Linked DNA regions of Homo sapiens: region 2 is linked to region 1. The links are chromatin contacts, found by Hi-C or POLR2A ChIA-PET in ENCODE. All regions are on one chromosome and are shown on one strand. The core of a region is the stretch at or near the end of the contact, and the rest is flanking DNA. Distances in the headings are between cores, read along the strand shown.

Evidence for each region. Hi-C counts contacts between places; a loop is a spot of excess contacts on that map. ChIA-PET counts read pairs that join two places held with the same protein, here RNA polymerase II (POLR2A). Pooled maps may share reads with other maps.
Region 2: a loop to region 1 is called in a pooled map, with 4 times the contacts of the local background. The contact joins the enhancer-like site here to the promoter of CUL5 in region 1. A Hi-C loop is called at or near these places in 6 of 50 pooled maps. POLR2A ChIA-PET finds 5 or more read pairs at or near these places in 2 of 52 experiments (activated T-cell and activated naive CD4-positive, alpha-beta T cell).

What each region holds. Positions count from the first base shown.
Region 1 is chr11:108,007,454-108,010,153 of GRCh38, forward strand. It overlaps CUL5 (cullin 5), which reads left to right and starts at 1,445. Exons shown (of 19, transcript NM_003478.6): 1 at 1,445-1,919. The coding sequence starts at 1,896. RefSeq lists enhancers at 1,570-1,669, 1,770-1,959.
Region 2 is chr11:108,853,140-108,855,839 of GRCh38, forward strand. All of the region lies in intron 16 of DDX10 (DEAD-box helicase 10), which reads left to right. Among named protein-coding and RNA genes, the nearest start is that of DDX10, 190 kb to the left of the region's middle. Within about 2 kb of position 1,277, at least 6 of the 41 ENCODE cell types and tissues checked have a DNase peak (open chromatin) inside an H3K27ac peak, as active enhancers do.

The DNA.
Region 1 (2,700 bases), core at 195-2,694:
GGGCCGATTCTAAATTGGATGAGAAAGAGTGAAAACAGGAGATGGCAGATAACAGGTGGGGTCAATGGAATGGAGAACTTATTGAAGTCAGAGTTGTAGCAGTGGTGTTTCCAGAACAAGTGAGTTAGGAAAATTGGAATGCTTCGGTTGACAGTAGGACGCTGAAATCAAGCTCTCAAAAGTTGTCTTAAGGTTCAGTTAAGCATAAGCAAAGGGTGGCTTGGGTAGATGGAGATTAGGATACTAGTTTCCTTTCCCTTCCTACGCTCTCAAGTGCACACTGTATTTTTTTGTTTGTAGTTTTTTTTTGTTTTTTTTGTTTTTTTTTTGAGACAAGAGTCTCGCTCTGTCGTCCAGGCTGGAGTGCAATAGCGCGATCTCGGCTCACTGCAATCTCCACCTTCAGGGTTCAAGCGATTCTCCTGCTTCAGCCTCCCGAGTAGCTGGGATTACAGGTGCCCGCCACCATGCCCGGCTAATTTGTGTATTTTTAGTAGAGACAGGGGTTCACCATGTTGGCCAGGCTGGTCGCGGACTCCTGACCGCAGGTGTCTCGGCCTCCCAAAGTGCCGATTATAGGCGTGAGCCACGGGGCCCTATAGGGATTATAGGCGTGAGCCACTGCGCCCGGCCTCTTTGCAATATTTATCACAACTCCCACTAAGTAATATTTGACTTGTGTAGCCATCCTTAACATTTGGCTACCTTATTAGGCCATAAACTCCAAACGAGCAGGGGTCTTCTCTTTTATTTAATCCTGTATTTCCTGTGCCTAGTATATACAAGTGCTCAAACAAGTATTAACTACTTGATTGGATTCTTTAAGTAGGCCCATCCCTCTTCTCTTAGTCCAGAGCTCTTACTTATTTCTACGCATTATGGCCGTATGAAGGCTGTTTGTAAACCTGCAAAATACAATACCAGGTATCCTGCAGGTTCCACATGTAAATTATATTATCTCATTGGCCAGTGGTGTGTGGTCTGAAGGGGTAAAACCCGGAGGCTTATGGTTTAGGATCTTCTAGGATAATGTGCCTTCAGAAAATCGAAGATTAATATTCATTCTCTAAACAATCTTTTTTTTTTTTTTTCAAACTTTTTTGTAATGACGAGGGTGTTGAACTGGCCTCAAGTGATCCTCCCCCTTCGGCCTCCCAAAGCACTGAACAATATTTTATCTAAGTGCCAAGCATTCCTGAATAGAAATATTAAGAGTCATCACGCTTGTGCAGTCAACACATATTTACTGGGCGCATTCTATGCACGAGTTATTGAAGACAGCTGTTGTAAGCATTTCAGGACAATGCACCTCCCTTAACACCGAGTCCGGGATTTGGGGCGGGGTGCCGGAAAACGCCAGGTCCCGCCAGCAGAGGGCACGGTCCCGGCCTCGCTGCAGCCTCGGGACCCACCGAGGCTTCCAGGCTCCCACGCTCGCTCCCGAGCGCGTCCCCGCCCTCGCGTCACGTGACGTGGCCGCGGAACCTGAGCTGCGGGGCCTAAGCCGAGCTAAATTCGTTGCAGGTGGCCGCGGCGGGTGCAACCACAAAGGCTAATCCGAAGGAGTCGGGGAGGCTCGTGGAGTCGATGCTTCCTCTTCCAAGTCAGGTCGGCTCCCGTTACCTTCTCAGCATTCGCCGTTCCGGTCTTCCTGAGCGCGTGCATGAGGTCTTTCGCGTGGGGAAGCTCCGGTGACCATGTAGGGGAGAAGAGTGAGGAAGCTCCTGGTGCTTGGGACGAGGTCAGCGCTGTCGGCGCGCTGCTCCAGCGCCCACCACACCCTGGTGCGGGCCGACGGGCCCTGGGCCCTGGTGGGAGCTCCGGCCTCCGGTCAAGGCCTGGCCGGGAGCGCCACGAATTCTCGCGTCGTCTCGCGAGAGTCCAAGTTAAAGAACATGGCGACGTCTAATCTGTTAAAGGTAAGACCCTCACTCCAGCTTGGGTTTTACTGTGTGGCCGCCGGGTTCGGCTCTTTGGGAAAGGCACGGCTCAGGTTCAGCTGCGAAGTGTGGGAGTGTTCAGGGGTTGTCCACTGGCAGGGAAGCCGCGGTGGCAGCCGGCGAGTACCGGAACGCGGGTCTGTGGCCTTGGGGTCGACAGGCTCTGGTGGTCGCTCCCGCCGACTGGCCGCTGGGAGAAAAGCCTGGCTGAGCGCTGGCGAGGAGCGATGCTTTCAAGGGACCAGCTCTGGCCGGGAGCGGGAGATGAATGGTCGTGCGGTGTCCTGACCAGCTGGGCCGTTAGTACTGTTAGGTCTCAGTTTCTTGTAAAGCAATGTCTAAGACGCATCAAAGGAAAAACCAAGAAAATGCTGCCTAACAGGTTTCAGTGACTCGACCCCCCACTTCTTCCATTTCTGTTCTCGTTCTGTCTGCACGAAATTCCGAGTCAGACCAGCAGTGCCTCCCACTCCACCCCCCTTCCTCCCTTTTCTGCGTGTTACACCTTCCCTCCTAATTCTCCCATTCTTGAGTTCATCTTTTTCCTTAGGAAACTGCTTTCTAACCCCCACCCAGTTACAGGACACAACCAGATGACAACTGATGAAGCGATACCATCGTTTTAGGGCGCAGGAAAGTTACCTTGTCAAAGACAGTATTTAAAGTTAGTTTTATATAGCAAGGGAGATCTAGGCCCACAGGGGCAGATTCTCCACCAGTTAAAAAGTTTGGAGAAGAATGAGGAAGACTTAGAACTAGT
Region 2 (2,700 bases), core at 27-2,526, 850 kb after region 1:
CAAAGGTGCCCAAAAACGAGAGCTCCAGTGTGTGCAGCCTGACTGCTAAATAAGGTGGAGGCTTCTGCATATGCTTTAACGTGCAGGCGTGAAACACCATGGCAGAACCACCACTAGATCTCAGAGGCTGTAGTGGGAAAGATTTAAATTTAACAAGAAAATCTTAAATCTAATAAAAGCATTTGATATTTATGAATATTGCATGTTCAGCATAAAATAAGCCCATTTTATTTCACTAAGAAGCTCTCATTTCTGCATATATAAATGTAAAATGAAAGATATAATCTAGAGCCAAAGAAAGCCCTGTTACTGTATTTCCTTTGTGTTTATTCATGCATATTTGTATATATATTACTAAATATGGTTTATTTTTTATACTTATTGATGGTGTATGCTCGATTTTTTTTTTTCATAATGGTTTAAGCTGTAAGAAGTTGCTATCACCCTTGAGCTATCCTCCTGGAAACCTCTTCTTTTATTCCCCCATAAATTGGTGTGTATATTTGGTTTTAATACTGTGTCTGCTGGGGAAATGAAAAAATGATAAAGTTGTCACAATCAGGCATTTTCACTGGGGGTTGATCTCTGAAGTGAACTCCTTATGCCAAACTCTTCCTTCCATTTCCCACTCCCCTTCTGTGTTTGTCCTGTGTGTTTGTTTCCTGACATCTAAAAAAGGAGGAAGATTTTTCTTGTCAAGGGAAGGTCTCATTTCTATGTAACCACTAAGCATCGGACTAAGAACAGAAAGAAGAGCTGACATGGCTTTGCAGCTCAGCCAGGAGCTTTAAATAGACAGAGGCTGTGTTTTATTATTGCTCTGAATAGTTTAGCTACCTCCATTTCACAGCCCTTTTCTGAGTGCTCAGAGATGGTAGCCCTTTTGTAAGAGTGATATTACCAGAGGGATCAGTGGCTGGTCTGCAGCCAGGACTCAAACATTCCTCAAGACACTGAGGACTGCCTGCAGTGACAGGTTCAGGCTGACTGACAGAGCCCAAGGAATGAGCTCAAACCAACCTTTTGCACCCAACTTCCTTTCAAATGAAAGTGACAGGGGTTGAAGGCTCTCATGGCTTTTGAGGTACCTTTTGGAAGCAGACCCAGAAGAGATTATTTGGAAACACTTGGTAAAGGGGTGATGGCACAAATTTCTGTGATATGTAAGGAGAAATATTATGTAAATTATCAGGTTTCTCTCAGTGCATGTGCTTTAAATGACAGATGTGACTTAGTTTTTGAGTAAACTTTGTCTTCTCGTTGATCCTCTTATGTAAACCTAATCATTGTGTTACTTAGGATATTGCCTTCTGAATCACTTTAGTCAGATTCCAGGTAGAGCTTCCCTTTGATCCCTGAACCTACAAGCTATCCAGAAGATATTTTAATGGTCAAAGAAGGTGGTACTTGCAGACTTAATTTACCAGGAAATGTAGTCATAGCTGTTTATAGCTATTTTAAGCAATCACTGCATAGAAACTGAAAGTGTAAGAAAGGGAGGACTCACGTAGCTGTCTTTCTACCTTGTTTTGTGTTTCATGCAGCAAACATCATTTTATTATACAAGGAAGGATATAAAGGACACAGTATTTTTTTTTTAATTTTGGGGAAAGTGCTTGAATGAAGTTTCATGGAATTATCTTTATTTCCCAGAAAAGAGAAAACTTAATGATAATGTGAATTTTCAATTTTAGAAATGAATCTTCTCTGGCATATTGAAAGTACTTCTAAGAAAAATTGCTTTAAAGTGTGAGTAGGATAAACTAAAGTTGGAATGGACCTCTCAGGAATCTGATATGACTTTTTGTTAAAAGATAGATCTAAGTTCTGCCTAGTTATATTATGTGCAGAATTGGGAATGGAAGATAAATACGAAGCTGAAACTGTTACGAAGGTTTGCTGGGTACCTAATAGTGGTTTGGGAAATATAGGTCTTTTGGGTATCAAAACTTTCTTTAGCAGAGAAGTACTTGAATTGCACAATAGAATTGTTTTTACTTTAGCTAACAAGATGTCGTATATTCTTATGACCTACAGATTTTAAACTAAGATCTAGAAAAATACTTGTAGCAATGATCAATAGACCACATTGCTTTTTGAGTTCAGGTAGGTTACATAATCCTGGAATACAGCTTTACCTCATTATCTAGCTAAATTTCCTTTTGCTTTGAGGGTCACAAGTGCTAGTAGGAATCCCTGGTCGCTGGAATGATTTTGTATAAATGTAAGGAAAAGGAACAACAGTGCTGAAACTTGAGGAAATAGATCCTCAGCAATATCTCACTACTGTGCTGCTTTTGAAAAGAAAGTGTGATTTTTATTTATTTATTTATTTTTTAAGATGGAGTCTCGCTCTGTCACCGAGGCTGGAGTGCAGTGACGCGATCTTGGCCCACTGCAACCTCCGCCTCCCAGGTTCAAGCGATTCTCCTGCCTCAGCCTCCCGAGTAGCTGGGACTACACGCATGTGCCACCACGCCCAGCTAATTTTTTGTATTTTTAGTAGAGACAGAGTTTCACTGCATTAGCCAGGATGGTCTTGATCTCCTGACCCCGTGATCCACCCTCCTCGGCCTCCCAAAGTGCTGGGATTATGGATGTGAGCCACTGCAACTGGCCAAAAGTATGATTTATTAAACAAAAGTCTGAGGCTGATGAAATTGAACACTGACTATGAAGGAACAAAGAGTAGGAAAGAGC